Regions from separate parts of the Mus musculus genome. Here all the other regions are linked to region 3. The links are chromatin loops, found by intact Hi-C in ENCODE. Cell type or tissue: left cerebral cortex. All regions are shown on one strand. Region 1 overlaps Myo18a (myosin XVIIIA). Region 2 has its middle 12 kb from the start of Cryba1. Region 3 overlaps Sez6 (seizure related gene 6). Region 4 overlaps Myo18a (myosin XVIIIA).

The links. Hi-C counts contacts between places; a loop is a spot of excess contacts. Peaks named below come from ENCODE experiments on the same cell type or tissue, not always from the same donor. Only the 100,000 strongest peaks of a DNase experiment are listed, where the experiment ranks them.
Region 1: it touches region 3 in a loop (2.9-fold over the local background); 4 of 42 quality-filtered maps call a loop at or near these places.
Region 2: it touches region 3 in a loop (2.3-fold over the local background); 21 of 42 quality-filtered maps call a loop at or near these places.
Region 4: it touches region 3 in a loop (6-fold over the local background); 41 of 42 quality-filtered maps call a loop at or near these places.

Annotation. Positions count from the first base shown.
Region 1 is chr11:77,848,183-77,853,182 of GRCm38, forward strand. Myo18a (myosin XVIIIA) reads left to right here. Exons shown (of 41, transcript NM_001291213.1): 35 at 1,188-1,304; 36 at 2,040-2,123; 37 at 2,564-2,701. Among named protein-coding and RNA genes, the nearest start is that of Gm36875, 9.9 kb to the left of the region's middle. In left cerebral cortex, a CTCF peak has its summit at 2,732; DNase peaks (open chromatin) are centred at 2,329, 2,497 and 2,815; H3K27ac peaks cover 3,111 bases.
Region 2 is chr11:77,735,031-77,740,030 of GRCm38, forward strand. No RefSeq gene overlaps it. Among named protein-coding and RNA genes, the nearest start is that of Cryba1, 12 kb to the left of the region's middle. In left cerebral cortex, a CTCF peak has its summit at 2,430 (motif pointing right); a DNase peak (open chromatin) is centred at 2,442.
Region 3 is chr11:77,964,854-77,969,853 of GRCm38, forward strand. It overlaps Sez6 (seizure related gene 6), which reads left to right. Exons shown (of 17, transcript NM_021286.4): 5 at 4,049-4,234. Among named protein-coding and RNA genes, the nearest start is that of Phf12, 15 kb to the right of the region's middle. In left cerebral cortex, a CTCF peak has its summit at 2,481; DNase peaks (open chromatin) are centred at 1,080, 1,739, 1,822 and 2,470; H3K27ac peaks cover 2,074 bases.
Region 4 is chr11:77,824,785-77,829,784 of GRCm38, forward strand. It overlaps Myo18a (myosin XVIIIA), which reads left to right. Exons shown (of 41, transcript NM_001291213.1): 15 at 319-399; 16 at 2,752-2,893; 17 at 3,007-3,166; 18 at 4,393-4,579; 19 at 4,836-5,000. Among named protein-coding and RNA genes, the nearest start is that of Gm36875, 13 kb to the right of the region's middle. In left cerebral cortex, CTCF peaks have their summits at 1,245 (motif pointing right), 2,620 (motif pointing right) and 3,569 (motif pointing right); DNase peaks (open chromatin) are centred at 1,262 and 2,622; H3K27ac peaks cover 1,101 bases.

The sequences.
Region 1 (5,000 bases), 120 kb before region 3:
CAACTCAAAGCAGAGTCTTAAGAGGAGGGAGAGCTGGCAGAAGAGGGAGCCAGCCAGGGCGCACATCTCCCCGTTTAACCACCTGCCTCTGGGAGCTTGGCCGCAGGCCCTGGAATCATAAATAAAGGCAGCTAATGTGGCTGAGGGATGTAAACAGGTGCCTAGAGATTAGCAGAAGCTCCGATAAGAGGCTGGGATGCTGGGCTTCCTTCCCCTCCCCCTGCCCAGCCCACTGACAAGCCCAAGAGCAGCTAATTAGAGCTTTTATTTAATGCCTCCCTTTTAATTCCCCACCTCTCCCACGGCCCATCCATCCATAGGGCTGAGTTTTCACTCCTGGGATGTGGCCACCCGTACCATCTCGGGCCAGGAGTGGGCCAGGGGAGGAGGGTAAGCTTAGCTGTTGGCTTCACACACAGCCCCTTAGCTACCCATCCTGCTGCTGAGAGATGCCAATCTCACAGGTTTGATTTATCTTGTGACATTTGTGCTCCTCAGCAGTTTCCAGGTGAATAATTCAGATTCCTTAATTTTGTTAAAAAAGGCTGTTATAAAATTACCATTTTATTTAAATCTGAGTTAATAAATTTCTTGGCGGAGGCTTCCCCAGCTCCCCACAGCCCAGTAACAAGATGGATAGGGCAGAGAAGGAGCCAACGCAGTCATTTTGGTTTGGAATTACAGGCTAATAGATTCGTTCATTTCCTGAAGCTGCTGGTGCCCGTCTTTTCCCCACCCCCACCCCCAGGCTGGGAGAGCCGGATGACCCAAGAGTGGACCATCCCCAGGGAGAACAAAATCTAAGTCAGGGGGTGTCACCAACTTGACAGGTCCTTCCCTATGGGCTGATGTGGGCAGAGTACATGCCAGTCAGGCTGATATAACTGGACGATGGGTCATTTGTAATAGGCAGAATTTCTACCTTCTCATTAGCCTTGAAAGAATTGCCAGAAAGCAGCTAACAATTAGCTCCCAGAAGCCCCAGGGTCCTCCTGTCCCATACAAACAGCTCTGTCCCTCATCTCACTGCCCAGAACCCACCAGGTAGCTTCTCTGGTTCTGGAACCCACTCCAACACGATCTCCCCACCAAGGAGAGGCGGGATGGGTGGGACAGGTTTGGACTTGCTGCCCCAGGGCCTGCAGACACAGGCCTGATGCCCTCTGATCTACCCTTGCCCCAACCAGCTGGAGGAGCAACTGAGTCGACTTCAGCGTGAGAAAAACGAGATTCAAAACCGGCTGGAAGAGGATCAGGAGGACATGAATGAGCTGATGAAGAAGCACAAGGCAGCTGTGGCCCAGGTACCCTGACAGGAATGACAACAGAGTGAACATCCTCGGGGCCTGAACCACCTCACAAATCCCTGGCTAGATTCCTCCTCCTCCTCCTCCTCCTCTTCCTCTCCTATTCTTCCTCTTCCTCCTCCTCTTCCTCTTCCTCCTCCTCGTCCTCCTCCTCCTCTTCCTCCTCTCCTCTTCCTCCTCCTCCTCCTCTTCCTCTCCTCTTCTTCCTCTTCCTCTTCCTCCTCTCCTCTTCTTCCTCCTCCTCCTCTCCTCTTCCTCCTCTCTTCTTCCTCTTCTTCCTCCTCCTCCTCTTCCTCCTCCTCCTCTTCTTCCTCCTTCTCCTCTTCCTCCTCCTTTTCCTCTTCCTCCTCCTCTTCCTCCTCCTCCTCTCCTCTTCCTCCTCTCTTCTTCTTCCTCTTCCTCCTCCTCCTCCTCCTCCTCTTCTTCCTCCTCTTCTTCCTCCTCCTCCTCTCTTCTTCCTCTTCTTCCTCCTCCCCCTCTTCCTCCTCTTCTTCCTTTTCCTTTTTTTGATATCTGTAACCCTGGCTGGCCTAGAGCTCCCCATGTAGACCTTGTAGACTATGTAGTTCAGGCAGGTCTTGAACTCAGATCCACCTGCTTCTGCCTCTGCCCCCACCCCTGGCTCTAGATACGTCTTTGGAGAGACTTAGTCTAGGTGCCCTGGCCCATGCTGGGGAGAGGTTGAATGTTTGACTCGAGGGGACCTTTCTCACTCTTGCTCTCCTTTTCCAGGCCTCCCGGGACATGGCACAGATGAACGATCTCCAGGCTCAGATTGAAGAGTCCAACAAGGAGAAGCAAGAGCTACAGGAGAAGGTAGGTACCCTGGGTTTCCCCGGAAGGGAGAGCTCAGGAATCACTGGGCAGAAGCCTTGCTCTCCCGGTATGGAGGGTGTTTCTCTCTACCACCAGTAAGCCACAGAGCAGTGTGAGCTGGCAGGAAGAGCTAGGCTTGCAGCCATATCTCCATGGTACATGTGTTGGCTTCAGCTGCCTTGCTTCACATTTCTGTCCCCTCTCTGCTCCCTAACATCCTTCTTCCTTTCAGAAGGGCAGTAACAGTGCCAAATGCAGGGGCAGGCGGGGCATGGCTCCGCTGGGCGGGGCTCCCCTCACCCTCCACCGTGTATCTCTCCCTGCCTTGGGTCTTCTAGTCACCATGGTGATGTTGCCTGTCCCAGACTTGGCGCTGCCCCTCCCCGTTCCGGACTTACTCTGGACTCAGTCCTTTCTCCTCTCACTCCTTCCACCCCTAGCTACAAGCTCTGCAGAGCCAGGTGGAGTTCCTGGAGCAGTCCATGGTGGACAAGTCCCTCGTCAGCAGGCAGGAAGCGAAGATCAGGGAGCTGGAGACACGCCTGGAGTTCGAAAAGACCCAAGTGAAGCGCCTGGAGGTGGGTTCGGCTTCATGTGCAAGCCAAGCAGAGCTGCCCTAGTGGCTGGACCCACGCATGCTCCGAAGGGCTGAGCAAGCCAGGGACACTCCTGAGTCCTCTGCCAAGCTGCCGGGCCAGCTGACAGGGTGGGAGCTCCCTTCCCGCCTGCCTGGTCTGCTCTCTGGGCCCCGCAGAGCCTGCCTATTTTATATTCTGTATCCGTGCCTGCTTTCTGCCAAGGGACCCGAGCGGCTTAGCTTTTCGTCTTCATATTTCCCTCTGCCACGAGCTCCCCCTCCTGTCCCCCTCACTCACTCTCTGGTAGGGTCATAAATATGCAGCGGATGGCACCACTGCTCTGAGGGCTGAAGTCTGCTCTGCATCTCATGGCTCGCTCATCTCCCCCCTTCCTTTTTACACCCCCCCCTTTCCCTCACTTCTTGCCTCCCTTTCCAGCTCTGCTTTTCTTCTTTCTTTTCCTCCATCACTGTCCTAGGTCTCTCTTATTCTCTTCCAATGACTTCATTTCCCTCCTCACCCCCCACCCCGTATTCTCCTTAACACCCCACTTTTGGTTGGCCTCTTTCCATGCTTGATTCCTCTGCCCCCCACAGTGGCTACTTCATACTCTACCCCAGCCCCTTCCTCTTCTGCTCTCCTATAACCAGCATGCTCCAGCCCTCCCTGTGTGAAAGAGAGCGGCATCAGGACTGTGTCCCCGAGGGTTCACCTGTAGCCTTGTCTTGAAGCTCTTCTTCTGAGCTTACGGACATCTGTCCAAGCACCATCAGGCCTGCCTGAGAGCGTGTTCAGTGCGGTGGATGGAGAGCTTCTCTGTTGCCCCTCCCCCAGCACCCTCTCTGTCAGCAGAGCAGGCAGTAGGAGGGGGTGGAAACAGGTGGGCAGCCAAGGGCATCACCCACCTGGACATGGGAAGCCAGAGAGAACTAGAGGGAGCGTTATGCCTTCTTTACTACCCCCAGGACCCCAGGACAGGTGGTGACATTTCAGGCCCCACAGCACATACAGAATAGGGTTTGTGCAGCTGCTGGGGACCAGAAGAAGCCATTGGTGGTGGATGAAGGCTCTGCCTCCTGCATCTGTCACCTCACTTATCTCTCAGAGTTCCTTCTACTCAAAAGGGCAATATTGTGGTTTGGACTCCTGAGAGATAAATACAGATGCCCCCCGAGTGACCCTGTAGCCCAGGCTGTCACTTTGCAGAGCCAGGCTGGGGTAGATAGTCATTGGAATGACACTGACTTGGTTCTCCCTCACACTCTAACCTCTGCTCCAAATCATTTCCTGCCTAGCATCCTACCGCTGCCAAGGAGAACACATTCGTGTTTCTGAAGTAGACAGATTCACGAGGCTGAGAGAGAGAGAGAGCTCTGCCTGGGTCTTTTAATCAAACACTCTCAGCAGAACCAGTTACCTCTGAACACTGGCTGTAGCTCTGGGAGCTTCTGGGTTCAATGTCTCTGAAAAAGCCCAGATGACCATGAGAACATTCACATGACAGGCCAGCCTCTGTGTAGAGCTGCCAGAGTCTCTGCAGTAACAGTCACCCCCGCCTTTCCTCTTCCAGATTACCTCTTCCAAAGACCCCTGCAGAGATGCAGGTGTCATCTCCCCCCTGGAAGGACAGCAAAGCTCAGAGGGAGTCAGATCAGTTGGCTAACCCTACATGGAAGGAGACCTGAGTTTGCTCAGCACTTATGTAAAAAGCCAGATGCAGTGGTACTTCCTTATAATCCCAGAAATGAGGAGTAAAGACAGGAGGATTACCAGGGCTAGGTGGGCAGACAGACAGACAGCCTAATTGGTGAGCTCTAGGTCTTAATGAGAGACCATATCTCAAAGGACAAGATGGATACTACCTAAGGAATAATACAGGTTGACTTTTAAAAAAAGATTTTATATATGTGTGTGTGTGTGTGTGTATGTATATATATATATATATATATATATATATATATATATATATATAGCTGTCTTCAGACACACCAAAAGAGGGTATCAGATCTCATTACAGATGGTTGTGAGCCACCATGTGGTTGCTGGGATTTGAACTCAGGACCTCTGGGAGAGCAGTCAGTGCTCTTAACCGCTGAGCCATCTCCCAGCCCTAGACTGGCTTCTGTTCTACATTCATGTAGAACCTACACACACACACAGGAAGACAGAACAGACAGGGGTGGAGGTGGGTTAAACGTAAGTAAACCTCTAGCATCCCTTAGCCATAGCTGAGTTGGGGCTTGGCCAGACTTCCTGGTCCAGACCCTGCCCACAGTGCCTCTCTCTGGCTGACATCCTA
Region 2 (5,000 bases), 230 kb before region 3:
ATGATAAGACAGTTCTGGGCATTGCCCTACCTAGAGGAGTTTTTTGTTTGTTTGGCTTGGTGGTAGTTGTTTGAGATAAGGTCTCCTACTTTAGCTAGTTGACCTTGAACTCATGATTCTCCTGCCTCTGTATCCTACCTCTTGGGATTACAGGTGTGTACCACCATGACCACCTCCCACCAAGAAATTTTTTTTTTTTATATATATATATATTTTTTTTTTAAGATTTATTTATTTATTATATGTAAGTACACTGTAGCTGTCTTCAGACACTCCAGAAGAGGGAGTCAGATCTTGTTACAGATGGTTGTGAGCCACCATGTGGTTGCTGGGATTTGAACTCCTGACCTTCGGAAGAGCAGTCAGGTGCTCTTACCCACTGAGCCATCTCACCAGCCCCCACCAAGAAATTTTAACTACCCTATTTTAAAAATATATAAGCACAAAATTGCACAAATTATGAACGAATAATCAGACAAGATTTTATGGAATACACTGAGATCAACTCAGGGAGCTTACCCAGCATCCTGCTGAGACCTCTGCAGGAGCCTCCAGTCTCACCACAGAAAGCCAGCTCCTATTCCATTCTGGCGCTGTAGGTTCCTTTTAGCTATTTGTATTTTGCCTGCGTGTCACAAGCATATTGACTCTTCAGTGCTGGACTCATTTTTCTCACAGCTGTATGTACAAGCTCTGCCGTGTTGTTGTATGAAGCCGGGCTTTGTATCCTCTCATTGCTGGATGGTACCGTGGCCTACAAAAGCCTTATTCCAGAGCTGCCACCTGTTCTCAGCCTTCCTAATGCTGTGACCCTTTAAAATAGTTCCTCCTATTATTGTGATCCACAGTCACAGAATATTCTGTTGCTACTTCATAACTGTAATTTTGCTACTGTTGTAAATGTCTGACAGGCAGCATCTCTGAGATGCAACCCCCATAAAAGGGCCCTTTGACCCCCAAAGGGACCAACCCACGGGTTGAGAAGTGCTAACTTGGGCACTTCCTTACTTTGTAGCTGTCATTCACAGAATTGGTAGAAACCCTCTGTGTTTCAGGTTCACATAGGGGGTATGTACAGCTTTTTGTGAGATACACAGGAATGGAATAGCTGGGTAAGCTGCACACTCACTTTTTATAGACTGTGAACAGAGTTTTAACCCATACTGACACATTTGCACTCACACATGACTTTGAGGTCCATACGTCACAGAGGACTCAGAACTACTACATGTCTTGTTCCTCAACTGCATTGAAATTGTTGTTGTTTTTTTTCTAAAGATTTATTTATTTAATGTACGTGAGTATACTGTTGGTCTCTTCAGACACACCAGAAGAGGGCATCAGCTCCCATTACAGATGGTTGTGAACCACCATGTGGTTGGTGGGAATTGAACTCAGGGCCTCTAAGAAGAGCAGTCAGTGCTCCTAACCTCCAGCCCTGGTCTTTTTTTTTTTTTTCTTTTAAGGTTTATTTGTTTATTTTACATATATGAGTGTTCTGTTTTCCTGCACACCAGAAGAAGGCATCAGATCCCATTACAGAGTTGTGAGTCACCATGTTGTTGCTGGGATTTGAACTCAGGATCTCTAGAAGAATAGCCAGTGCTCTTAACCACTGAGCCGCCTCTCCAGCTTTCCTTCCTTCCTTCCTTCCTTCCTTCCTTCCTTCCTTCCTTCCTCCCTCCCTCCCTCCTTTCTTCCTTCCTTTCTTTCTTTCCTTCTTTCTTTCTTTCTCTTTCTTTCTTTCTTGAGACAGGGTTTTTTGTGTAGCCTTGGCTACCCTAGAACTCACTCTGCAGACCAGGCTGATCTGGAACTCATTCCGTAGACCAGGAACTCACAGAGATCTGCTTACCTCTGCCTCTGGAGTGCTGAGATTACAGGCATGCACCACCACTGCTTGGCACTTTTTCTTTTTAAGGTAAATGATTTAAGACTGATGTGAGGCCAGGCAAAATGGCACACATCTGTAATCCCGAGGCAGGAGGATCTTAAGCTCCATGTTAGCCTGAGGTATATATGAGAATCTTTCTCTTGTGGGGAGAGGTGTTACATGCTTGTAATCCCAGCCTGGAGGTGGAGATCAACCTAGGCTACTTGAGAACTTGTCTCATCTTTGCATTTCTGTAAAGTCCTAGAATCTAGAGCCCCATGTTGTAAGATACAGATAACTGGACCAGAGAACAGTTTGCCCACATGCAGCTTGGAATGAATCTATCTATAGATTAAAAAAAAACAAAAACAAAAACAAAACAGGTGGACAGCCACCCTGGAGGATCTGTCGTATGAAGCCTTGTTTCTGTAAGGTATATTGTGTGTGACATTGGCTTACTGCTGGCAGGGGATCACTGGCTGAATGTAATTCTAGAATATTGGTAATTTGTCCTGTTGACCAGGGATCCTACTGGCTATCCTCCTGATCTTTCGTCTCTGACCACCAGGGGGCGTACGTCAGGCTTCAGAGCATCAGCATTCCCAGCCAGAGTGGAAAGCAAGCTCCTTGGGGAAGAGGGATCAGAGGCATAGGAAAGACTTTTGCTAGAAGAAAAGATGAGAGTTTTCAAAGCGTGGTCCATGGAAAGTGCAGTTAAAAATCGACCCTGCTTGTTCTCTCAGGCTTAGTTAGACTCTGTGGGGATGGAACTTGGGAATTTTGTGTTAAACAATGCCAACAGCCCTGCAGCTAGGACTGTCTGTATTCACACTACTTGGGCTCAACAGTGTTTTTGACCATGTTAACTATCAATCTCTATCAATTTAGTTAATTTACAATCCATTATTATCTTCTAGGCTGATACAAACACACATCTAGCTCTTAGAATTGCTGTGAGCAGTGAAGCAATCAATTTGCATAAAGAGTCCCTGGAAGCATCTCTCTCTCTCTCTCTCTCTCTCTCTCTCTCTCTCTCTCCCTCTCTCTCTCTCTCTCTCTCTCTCTCTCTCTCTCTCTCTCTCTCTCTCTCTCTCTCTCTTCCACACTTTAAAAGTGCAGGGTGAGGTAGGGGTAAACTGGGTGGGGTGGAAAATGTCTTTAATCCCAGCACTTGAGAGGCAAAGACAAGAGGATCTCTATGAGTTCAAGACCAACCTAATCTGTTGTGTTTCAGGACAGCCAGGTTACATAGAGACAAACTGTTTCAACAAACAAACAAATGAACAAACAAAACAAAACTCCAAATAAATAATGTTTCTTCTAGTAGGGGAAGTAGAAAAATAAAGAATGTAAAAAAAGGGCTGGAGAGATGGCTCAGCGGTTAAGAGCACTGGCTGTTCTTCCAGGGGTCCTGAGTTCAATTCCCAGCAACCACATGGTGGCTCACAACCATCTGTAATGGGGGTCCGATGCCCTTTTCTGGTGTGTCTGAAGATAGAGACTGTGTACTCACATGCATAAAGTAAACAAATAAATCTTTTAAAAAAGGAATGGAAAAAAAAAGAAAGAATGAAAGTATAATGCTAATTTTCATTCCTTTTCTTTGTATTTCTCTGAGGGAGGAAATAGGGTCTCATTATGTAGCCCAGGATGGTATTGAACACGTAGCAGTTTCCCTACCTCTGCCTCCCAAGTGCCTGACCCTAACCGGTTTTTAAGAAGATAGCAGGAAGGGCTGGCAATCTGTCTTAGCAGTTAAGAGCAGAGAACGGAGGTTTGGTTCCCAGCAACCACCTGCAACTCCAGCTCCAGAGGGACCCAGCGCTTCTGATTTCCATAGGCATCTGCACTGTGCTCATACCTGCCCAAAGAAATGTAGATAACTTAAAACAAAATACCTTTTCAACAGAGATGACTGGAATGGCAGGAGGTGACCTTGAGGCCTGAATAGGGCCTTTGGAGCAGTGGGTAACCGAGGAACCTGGTCCGGGAATGGAGAAAAGAGAAACGGAGTGATTTAGGAGCTTAGAAGGGGCCCAGTAGTCCCTGCTCACACTGTTAATCATAGCACTCCGGAGGCAGAGGCAGGTATATCTCTGTAAGTTCAAGGCCAGCCTAGTCTACAGAGCAAGCTTCAAAAAACAAAACAAAACAAACAAATAAGCAACACCCCTCCCCAAAAAAGCCCAAACCAATCAAACAAACAAACAAACAAACAAAACATTTAGCATGTGGCTCACCTGTCAGGGTCCTCCAGCAATTAGCTTGCTTCTGCTGATAGACTTTTTCTTCTCTTTTCTTTTTTGAGGTGGGGAGAAGGTAGGGGAATGGGATTAGTGTCTTGTACCCTGCATTTAATTTAAAATAATTTAACCTTAGCCAAAATCATAATTATAGGGCTAGAGAGACAGCTCAGAGATGAGCACACTGGCTGCTCTTCCAGACAACTCGGACTGGGTTCTCAGCACCACATTCTGGCTCACACCGTCTATAACTCCAATCCAGGAAAACTGATGGCTTTCTGGCTACTCAGGCATGGAAGTGGTATGCAAACATGCATGCTCAAAAAACAGGCAGTGGCGATGCACTTTAACCCCAGGACTTGAGGTCGGGGGGGGGGGGGGGGGGGGGGGGGGGGGAGGCAGAGGCAGGTAGATCTCTGAGTTTGAGACCTGCCTGATCTCCAGTGTTGAGGTTTGGTATGTTGCCATGTATCATAATGCTAAATACTGGTCCCCAAGACCTGGTTGCCTCAGGGACAAGGAAATCCTCATGTACCAAGTGATGCTATGTAACCCTGCTCCTTAATTTAAAACTATTAGTTGAATAAAGATGCCTATAGCTGGGCAGAAGAGAGGTAGTGGATCTCTGGTTTCTAGGGATTAGGGTCTGAGGCAGAGGCTGGAGGAAGAGGAGAGAGAGAAGAGAGGAAGACACCATGGAGTAAGGGATCAGAAGAACTGGCCGTGGGCCAGTCATTGTAAGAACAGCCCAGGCAGAACATGGCAAGTCACATCTGGGCTTTATTGACAGGGAAGTAGACAAAATAGCTTAGAGGGCTGGTATCTGCTCAGCTCTAGTGCTGTTAAGGCTTACTATAAATGTAAAGGTGTTGTGTCTTTCATCT
Region 3 (5,000 bases):
ATGCATGCGGAGCGAGGCGAAGCTGGAGCTTCCTCATAGGGTTCCTTCTTGCCCACCCCTTCCCTGGGCTGGAAGTCTGTTCCGTCCTTTGCACAGGTTAACTTTAATTCAGACCCCCCCACCCCCCCTCGCGCACGTGCTAACAGGGGGATAATTGGTAAGAACAATCAAGACATTGTCTTGCGCTGGCATAGACCACTTCTGCAGCTCTGTAGGGGGGAAGAATTGATGGGGGGGGGGGGGCAGGCATCCTGGAGCTAGGAATGCTCTGACCCTGTCTCTTCATCTTGTCAAGGCTTTGCCATCCAAACTGGGGGGAGCAGCCTCTGTCAGCAGGGACCTTAATGCTGGGCAGAGGTTGTCCAGGCCCTCAGCAGTGGTAGGTCCCCACCCTGGCAGGGATGACCATCTGGGCGGCCCCTCCAGCCTCCCTAATGGCTCATCAATCCTCCTCAGCAGCAGGCATAATTTCATGCCACAGTAACCTTTTCTCTTGCTGCAAATTCCTTTGCACAAAACTCCAGTTCCCTCTTTGTGCTTCCAGACAAAAGTGGGAGAACACAACAGGGCCGGAGGCCTAGCAGGGGGAGCAGAGTCCTAGGAGAGCCTAGGGGAGCTGGCCCACTCCTGCTCTTTGTCCCAGCGGCCCTCCCTCCTCTGCCCAGTTTTTGTCAATGATCAGCTCTTTCCTTAATGAGTGTAATTCCCCTAATTATAGACTGTAATTAGCCCTGATCCCAGAGATGGGAACAGGAGGAGCGTGTGCTCACGGGCATTTCTCGTGGGCTGGAGAAAGAGGGTGCCAGGAGAGTGAGGGAGGGCCTGGGAACACACGCCTGCACCTGTGCAGGCAGGCGCTGTCCAAGCTGATGAAGGAGAGGGCACAGTCGTGAGCTTCCACACAGGCCTGTGGCTGGATAGATTCCTCTGGCCGGGTCCCAGTCCCCTAGTCCGGGTGGAGAGTCAGAGTGCCGGGGAGGCCCCTCCCTCCTGCATCCAAGCATTCCTGGCACTGGAGTTGGCTCCGAAACAGCCGCCAGCAAGAAAATAACTCAACAGATTGTGGTGGTGCAGACTCCCTGGGAACGGTTGGTTGTCATGGCAATAGGAAGCTCATCTTGGGAAGTGGCACTTACCCACGATGGAGTCTGGGGGTGCCTCTCGATGCTACCAGCCCCCTGCTTTCACATGATTCCAGCCCACTCCCTCCCCAGGTTGTGCTGGGACTCACGGGGAAGATGAGAGCGCAGGTGCTGGGTCTGACACCTGGCCTATGGCTCCCAGGGAGTCAGCTCCTCCTCATCCCCAGGCTGGGTGCAGTCCTCCCTATCCTCCCCGAGGGAGAATCAGTGACTTGCTGGACCAGCTCCAAGGCCAGCCTGGACTGTCACTCTCAGGTGTCTCTGACTCCACCGGCCAGGATCCCATATTAACTGGGGCCAGGTAGGAAGCAAAGGACCTCGAGAGGCAGGCAGGTACTCCAATCCCTACCCTACCACACTTCTACAGTATGACAAGGGTCAGAAGCCCTCTGACCCTCAGTCTCTCCCAACCTCAGCTTTCTTTATCTTTAAAATGGGTCAATAGCCCCTACCCTACCTTCTTTCTTCCGCGTGTATGATGGGTACTAGGCGAGAAGGGGCTCTTTAGAAACTAGACAGCACAGCAAATGTAAGAAGCTGTTCCTACTCGCAACGGCAAACATTAACAACCAGCTTTGGGGGAAACGGGGCAGAGGTAGGTGTGTGCGTTGTGCAGGCACTGCACATATGGCCTCCCGCTTAACCTCCCCAGCGCTGCAGGCAGTGCTCTAAATCACCGGTTAAACAAAGAAACCATCGAGGCATGGAGCAAAGAAGTAACCTGCCCAAGGTGGCAGTGTAGGAAGTAACGGGCAGAGTCTGCATTTAAACCCAGGGAGTCTGACCCCAGAATCCATCTCCTAAGCACTGCCCTCTCCACTGGCCAGTCACAACTAGCCTTTTATTGGTCAAGCCCTCAAAACTCTCTTCTTGTTTTCACATAGCAACTAAGTATATGACAGGTGGGGAAGGCCTCAAAACTGAGTCACAGTCAACTCAAGCTTTGGTAGCTCATCTGCCCAAAGGCAGCCCCTTTGTCTGTTCATATAAAGGCACAGAGCAGGGGAACACCAGGGCCAAAAAGGGGGAGTGGGTGCGCAGGGGAGTGGGGGTGGGTGGATATGGAGGACTTTTGGTATAGCATTGGAAATGTAAATGAGCTAAATTCCTAATAAAAAATGGAAAAAAAAAAAAGAGTTGTAAGACAAGAAAAAAAAAAAAAATAAAGGCACAGAGGCACAGTCAAGCCTTCCTTTTTACTTTTCTCCTTGTCTGCTCCAGGCATTCTACCTCTTAGACCCAAGCCAGACTCCCTCTTTATAAGCTATTCCTGGGCTTTAGCCTAAGGGTTGGGGTTTACCAGACAATTTTATGGGATTTGCTGCCCCTGTGTGGTCATAAATGGTACGACAACTCCCAAAGCAACCAGAGTGGCCAATCCCACCTCCAATTTCCAAGAAAGTGAGTGTGACTTTCTCACATCCGTCCCACTGTCCCAAAGTCGTTTGCAGGGCTGGAGAGATGGCTCAGTGGTTAAGAGCAGTGACTGCTCTTGCAGAGGTCCCGAGTTCAATTCCCAGCAACCACATGGTGGCTCACAACCATCTGTAATGGGACCCAATACCCTCTTCTCGTGTGTTCTACTCATATACATAAAATAAATAATCCTTTAAAAAAAAAGTCGCTTGCTGACCTGCTGATCATGTTTCTTAGTACTTAGTACTTCTTAGAAGCTACCCTAATAAAGCCTCACCAGCGTGACTGCCTAAACGTGAGCTGAACAAAACAACTGTAGATATGCCAAAGTACCCGGCAAAGACCACTAAGAGGGACCTACTAAGGGATGCTGAGATCCGGAGAAACAGTCTTCCCCATGGAAGACACACAGCAGTCGGTTATCCAATAGCAAATGGTCAGCCCTGCAAACACACATACCCGTCACATTATACAGACTGGGCAGGTCACGCTTAAGAACATATATGTATATACCTATACATATATTATTACATGTTAAGGTTAATGAAAAAAGAGGCCATACATTTGAAAATGAGTAAGGAAAGGGTATGTGGGAGGGCTCGGGTGGAGGAAAAGAGAGAAATGATGCCATTACATTATCATTTCAAAGATAGGAAAAAATAAAAACAAAGAGGCCTTTACTGTTGCCATCCGTCAAGGTTTGTCAGGTTTCATGGGGAGGACTGAGGACATCTTTGCTGCCTGATTTCAGTCTCTTCTTCTGAAACTCACGTCTGCTTCTTACAGGAAAAGTGACGTCTACAAGTCCTCCATAATGTTTTTCTTTTAGTGCCAAGGCTCAAACATGAGGGAACAAGCTACCACTGAGCTGTTATGTGTACACCCAAACTTCTAGATTTGTCATCATTTGGGTGCCAGAGGTCTAGCAGCTCCTGTATGGTTTCAGTTTAGCTATTTGGTTGTTTTTGAGACCTGGTCAAACTACATGGCTCAGGCTGACCTTGAACTCGGGACCCTCTGGTCTCAATCCCAGAGATTTCAGGTTCACAAGCATTTCCAGCCTCACTTAAGAAGTAAGGGGACAGCTTGTGTAGTGCGCTCTTAATCCCAGCACATGGGAGGAAGAGGCAGGTGGATCTGAGTCCTGAGCAGCCTGATCTGCAGGTCTGAGTTCCAGGACAGCCAGAGCTAGAGTCAGTAGCAGCACTCAGGAGTTGGACGGGGGAGGCAGGTAAGAAAACACCTAGAGAAAGCTTAAGTGTTACTGGGCTTGGGTAGGAACCTCTGTCTTCGAGCTTCCAGGTCTCTTGTTCCGATAACCAACCCCCACTTCTACAAGGGAACAAATGAGATGCCTCCGTGGGACTTCCAATGCATCTTCTGAGCCCAAAGGCACCTGGAGCAGGCTGTGCAGGCACCCCCTCCTCTCCCCCTCCCCCTCCTCTCCCCCTCCCCCTCCTTCCTCATTGTCACCCATTCTCTCTTCACAGCCTATCTCCTGAGCTGCCACTTTCCCCGACGTCCAGCGTATGGAGATGTGACTGTCACCAGTCTCCACCCAGGAGGCAGCGCCCACTTCCATTGTGCCACTGGCTACCAGCTCAAGGGTGCCAGGTTCCTCACCTGTCTCAATGCCACCCAGCCCTTTTGGGATTCCCAAGAGCCTGTTTGCATTGGTGAGTGGGTCCCCACAAGGAAGGCTCAATGTCAAACAGAGGAGCAAAGTGTGTGTGTGTGTGAGGGGGTCATTCTCTGATCTCCATTGCTGTCTGGAAGTTCAATTATTTCCTGTAAGAAAGACAGAAGATGGTCGCGCATCTTGGTATTGAGCCAACCTACATTTATTACCTGGGCATTATATGTGAGCATCACAGGTCGAGTTCAGAGTTGGTTTTCAACGTTGCATGGGTAACATGAATGCATGAATGTGGCAAGAAAGCAGAGCCCATCAGGGATGATTCTCGCCTTGGCAGACCGCTGGCCACAGGGCCCTCAGACACCTTCTGCAGTAGCTCTCTATGTACTACTACACCACCATTCCTTGACTGACTGCTAAAGAATGCTCAACACTGACCCCTCTGGCCTGGTCCCACCTTTTCTTCCCCGAGAAAGGCTGAGCTGCTTGTCTGGGCCCAGCAGTGAGGGTTTCTGGGCCACGTGACCACAGAGTTCATAGAAGGTAAGAGAAGGTAAGAAGAGGCAGGAGTCACACTTGGCTTATGCCCTGAGAACCCCACAGTTTCAGGAAAGGGGGGAAGAAGAAGCGTAGAGATGCTGGAGAGATGGTTCCGTGGCTAAGAGTACATGCTGTTCTTGAAGAGGACCTGAAATCTATTCCCAACACACACTCCAGCAGCGCTCAATTGCTGAACTCCAGTTCGAGGGTCCAATGCCCCCTTCTGGCCTCCTTGGGGGAGCCAGCAGTGGTTGTCTGAAGGCTGA
Region 4 (5,000 bases), 140 kb before region 3:
GTTCTGAGGATGATTGGGTGAAATGGAGAGAGGGCTTATTCGGCATTGCCTAATCAACTGGTTCACATAACAGCCGAGCATGACTGCGGTTTAGTATGAAAAGAGAATGGGGGGGATCTTAGCTGTCAAAGAATCCTGAGAGTGGGAGGTGATGAACAGTTTGTCCTTTGAGATAGTTTGGGGTGGGGGGCTGCATGGAGATGAGGCATTGCATTTGCTGACCCTAGAGGCCCTGCCCAGTCCGCTCCTGTGGCTGCACAGCCCACTCCTGTATACTCTGTGGTCCCTTGTGCATTACCGTTGTGCCTTCTTTCCTAGGATAACATAGAACTGGCGTTTGATGACTTGGAGCCAGTTGCAGATGACTCCGTGGCTGCTGTGGACCAGGCTTCCCACCTGGTAGGAATGTTAGGGAAGCATAGGCTAGCCTAGACTCTTTCCACTCGCTGGTCTCTGGTAGAGCCCTCCCTCTGGCAGAGCTGCTGCGGGGGCTGCTGCTGTGGCCTGAGGAAGGATCACACCCATATAGCATTCACGGCATCACTGCAGGTACCCCGTCTGCCTGTGAGGGTGGCACGCTCTCCTGCCTGGCAGAATGGGGAACCATAACCCAGAGTCCCAGCCAGACAAAAAAATGCCCCTCTTCTCTTGCTACCTGAGGCTCAGACCCTGTCCTAAGCCTTTCTGAGCCTTCAGTGTACTTGCCACAAACCCTAATGTCTGCTGCTGTGGGTTGAGGGTGTGGGGTGAGACTCCAAATTGAGAGGCTATAATCCTTCCCTCCATCGTCACAAGAGGAAGGCAGATGCAGTCTCCCAGGGCCTTCGAGGAGGCAGCAGCACCCTCAAACAGGGAAACAGTGTAGGGGCAAAGATAAGTATGTGAGTCCTCACTCCACAGCCGTGGGGAACAAGCTGTCATCCTTTATCTTGGATATCTTGTTGCCTGGGGCAGTGGCTGGCCTAACGAGGACTTGGCGTTTGGTGATTGTCACCAATTCCAGAATCTGCAGCCTATACATTTTTTTTTGGAGAGTGCTATTTTTGCTGGGCAGCAGAGCTCTTGGTCTCCCTGTTTGCCTGCGGTGGTCCCTGCTGGGCTAGCACAGGCGTGGGGACAAATGCTTAGAGTGCCAGGAAACTCTCCAGGGAAGACAGAGTTTCTATTCCTAACACCTGGGCTCCTGTGGTGGCCTCCCTGGAGAGCCTTTGACATCTTCAGATGTGAGGAAGTTGTCCTGGCGTCTCCTGAGCAGCAGGGGGCAGACGTGTGTCAGGCTGTAAATCAGGCAGCCTCCCAAGGTCTCTGCTGGTTCTGGGGAGGGATCTCCAGTGCCACATATCACATCACTCCGTCCTGCTATTCTTCTCCAGCTACTAGAATACCATCCCCACCCACTGGCCCTTGGCCTTCTGGGACTCATACCCTACTCCCTTCTATGGGGAAAAAGATACAGGCAGTAGATCAAAGAGATCAATTGTCTTATTTTTCTTGTCTGCCAGGCCCTAAAAGCCAAGCAAGAATGCGGTGTGGGCAGTTCTTCCTGCCTAAGGAAGACAAGGGAGATAATCCAGAGACAGAGGCACAGGAAGGGCACCTTAGGCCAGATGTGGCCGCAGGCTTGGTTTCCTTGGTCTCCATGGGGTAGTAGAACGAATTCCAGCCTCTCTTGAAAAAACCAGAGGCTTAGAGGCCAGGCGAGTAGCTCATTTGGCAAAGCTCTTGCTGTGAAAATTGGAATTCACCCAGGAGACAGAGACAGGAGATCCCCAGAGAAGCTGGCTAGCTAGACTAGCCAAACTGATAAGTTAAGGCAAGGAACCCTGTCTCAGTATGTAAGATGGAGACACCTTGAGGAAGGAAGATACCTGGCATTAGCTTCTGCTCTACACACATGTGCACACATGTGCACACCTGAGTGGGGGGATGGGGAGAGAGAGAATGAGAGAGAGGAAGAATGAGAGAGAATGAGAATATTTGCCAACACTCACTACATGCAGGCTCTTCCAGGACAGTAGTCGGCTTGAATGGCCGTCATTCCCTTCAGGTAGGGACACATCCTGCTTTTACCCACTCTGCCTCTGTTGACCACTGCCTCTAAAGAGTCACCTGCCTCGGGGGTTTAGTCCTTGTGTTTGTGGCCAGCAGAGATCTGGGCACTCTCTGGGTTCTCCCCACGGGGACCAATGTTAACATGACAGCCATCATTTATGAAGAGCCTTCTTTGAAGCTGGGTGTGGTGGCACATGCCTTTAATCCCAACACTCTGGAGGCAGAGTCACATCGATCTCTGTGGGTTTGAAGCCACCCTGGTCCACAAAGTTAGACCCTATTTCAAAATAAATAAGCAGAGAAAAGCCTCCTTTGAGCCTTGGCTGTGCACAGACTTACAGACTTCATCACACTGAATCCTCCAGGGAGTGAGGGCAGTATGGGGGCTGACCTTGCTCCCGTGCCTTCTGAGGGGATAAGGATTGAGGAGAAGTTCTAAGTATGAATGCACATCAGAAGGAGCTTCAGTCTTGGGTCCCTTTGGACCCCGAGTCCCATCAGTCTTTTATGGTGGATTCTTAGCATTCTATCTCAGCTCTTGTTCCATGTATGCCCATCTCATCCACAAGGTGGCAGCAGTGAGCAACCAGCACCACACCGTTCAGATTCAAGCACCTGTTAATAGCGTGTGGTTGGGAGGGGACGGCTCCTTTTGCACAGCTCCACACAGCTAAGCCGGATCTTTTCCCTTGAACATAGGTTCGCTCACTGGCCCATGCCGATGAGGCAAGAGGGCTACTGTGGCTCCTGGAAGAGGAGGCACTGGTGCCTGGTGCGACAGAGGATGCCCTCCTTGATCGTCTTTTCTCCTATTATGGCCCCCAGGAGGGTGACAAAAAAGGTAGGTAGTGCCTGGAGGACAGCCCTTCTGCTTTGGAAAAGCCGGGTGGACTCTCTACCTGTACATCGGCGTCTGGGTCCTGACAGTCAGAACTTTGCTTCATGTGCCCTCAGGCCAGAGTCCTCTTCTGCGAAGTAGCAAACCTCGGCACTTTCTCCTGGGCCACAGCCACGGTACCAACTGGGTGGAGTACAACGTGGCTGGCTGGCTGAATTACACCAAGCAGAACCCAGCCACCCAGAATGCACCCCGGCTTCTGCAGGACTCCCAGAAGTAAGGCCACCTCATGTCCCGACCCTACAACTGTTCTCTGGGCTCCCTTCCTCTGGTGATATGTCACAGTCCCATCGATAGCAAGGCAGATAAGCCTCTGGCCCCTGAGACAACAGTCAAGGTCACAAGGGCTTGAGGACACAGGAATAGAGATGGGAGGCATGGTTAGAAGTGCCGATAGTTTTCAGTGTGGATGGTTCCCTCACTCTTCAGAGAAAACACACACGGTCAGCAAACTCAGTAGCACACACCCATAGCCTAAACGCTCAGAAATGAGTAGCAGGGGTGTCAGAAGTTCACGGTCATCCTTGGCTGCATTTTTAGAAGATTTTATTTTTTTATATTATGTGTATATGAGGGGAGAGGAGCAGTACATGTGTGCAGTGCCCATAAGAGGCCAGAAGAGGGCGTCAGATGCCCTGGCATGAGAGTTACGATGGTAAGTGAGCCACTTGCCATGGGTCCTCTGCAAGAGCAGTCAGCACTTTGAGCTGGTAAGCTATCTTTGCAGACCTCTCAACAAAATTCAGAAACAAAAAAATTATTTTAAAACCCAGAAATCCATGGGTGGTGGTGGAACCTTCCTTTAACCCCAGCACTCAGGAAGCAGAGGCAGATGGATCTCTGTGAATCTGAGGTCAGCCTGGTCTACAAAGTAACTTCCAGGATTACCAAGGCTGTACAGAGAAAACCTGTTTTGAAAAACAAAACAAAACAAAACAAAAACAAATAAACAAAACAACAAACAAATAGGAGCAGTTAAAACCCAGAAATCACATAAGCCCTGTTATTTACTCATTTACATCATAGATTCTCCCTCTGCAGGCAGGACTTGTAGGTACCAGGTAGTTATCAGTGAAGAGAACACACATCCCTGCCCTACACGAGAGAGGTACTGACCAAGAGATGCAGTACACAGACTAATTATGGCGTGCTGAACTGTACATTAGAAACATCTCCCCTCACCGGCGAGGAAGGAGCGGATTCTCCCACTGCCCTCTCCCTTGTACGGCCTCTGCCTGTCTTGAGTTGTCTCTCCTTCTGGTTTCCCTGTAGAATATGAGACATACTGCCCCAGTAAAGATGGCTCAAGCCTCTGACCACAGCCGTATTGGTTTTGTGTGTGTGTGTGTGTGTGTGTGTGTGTGTGTGTGTGTGTGTAGGGGGTGGAGTGCAGCCTCTGTTGCCCCACGTTGCAACTCCTTTTCTGGCCTTGCCTCCTGCAGAAAGATCATCAGTAACCTGTTTCTGGGCCGGGCGGGCAGTGCCACGGTGCTCTCAGGCTCGATTGCAGGCCTGGAAGGTGGCTCCCAGCTGGCCTTGCGCCGGGCAACCAGCATGAGGAAAACCTTCACCACCGGCATGGCCGCTGTCAAGAAGAAGTCGCTGTGCATACAGATTAAGCTGCAAGTAGTAAGTGTTCAGCAGGTCCCAGGTCCCTTCCTCTGGCAGTGTGGGCACTCAGCACACTAACGGCATGGGAGCCCACTCAGATCCACTGGCCTCGATCACTGCTAGTAGGGTGGCTGTGTCTGGCCAGCCAGGCCTGAGGAGGGCAGGGGTGTCTGGGCTTAACAATGTCCTAGCAGGTGGCAGACCAGCTGCTCTCATATGAGGAGTGGAGGTACCAGACATCGGAGCACTGAAGGCGTCCCTTTCCCTTTGGCAGGATGCCCTCATTGATACCATCAAGAGGTCCAAGATGCATTTCGTGCACTGCTTCCTTCCTGTGGCCGAGGGCTGGCCTGGGGAGCCCCGGTCTGCCTCTTCCCGCAGAGTCAGCAGCAGCAGTGAGCTGGACCTGCCCCCGGGAGACCCCTGTGAGGCTGGGCTG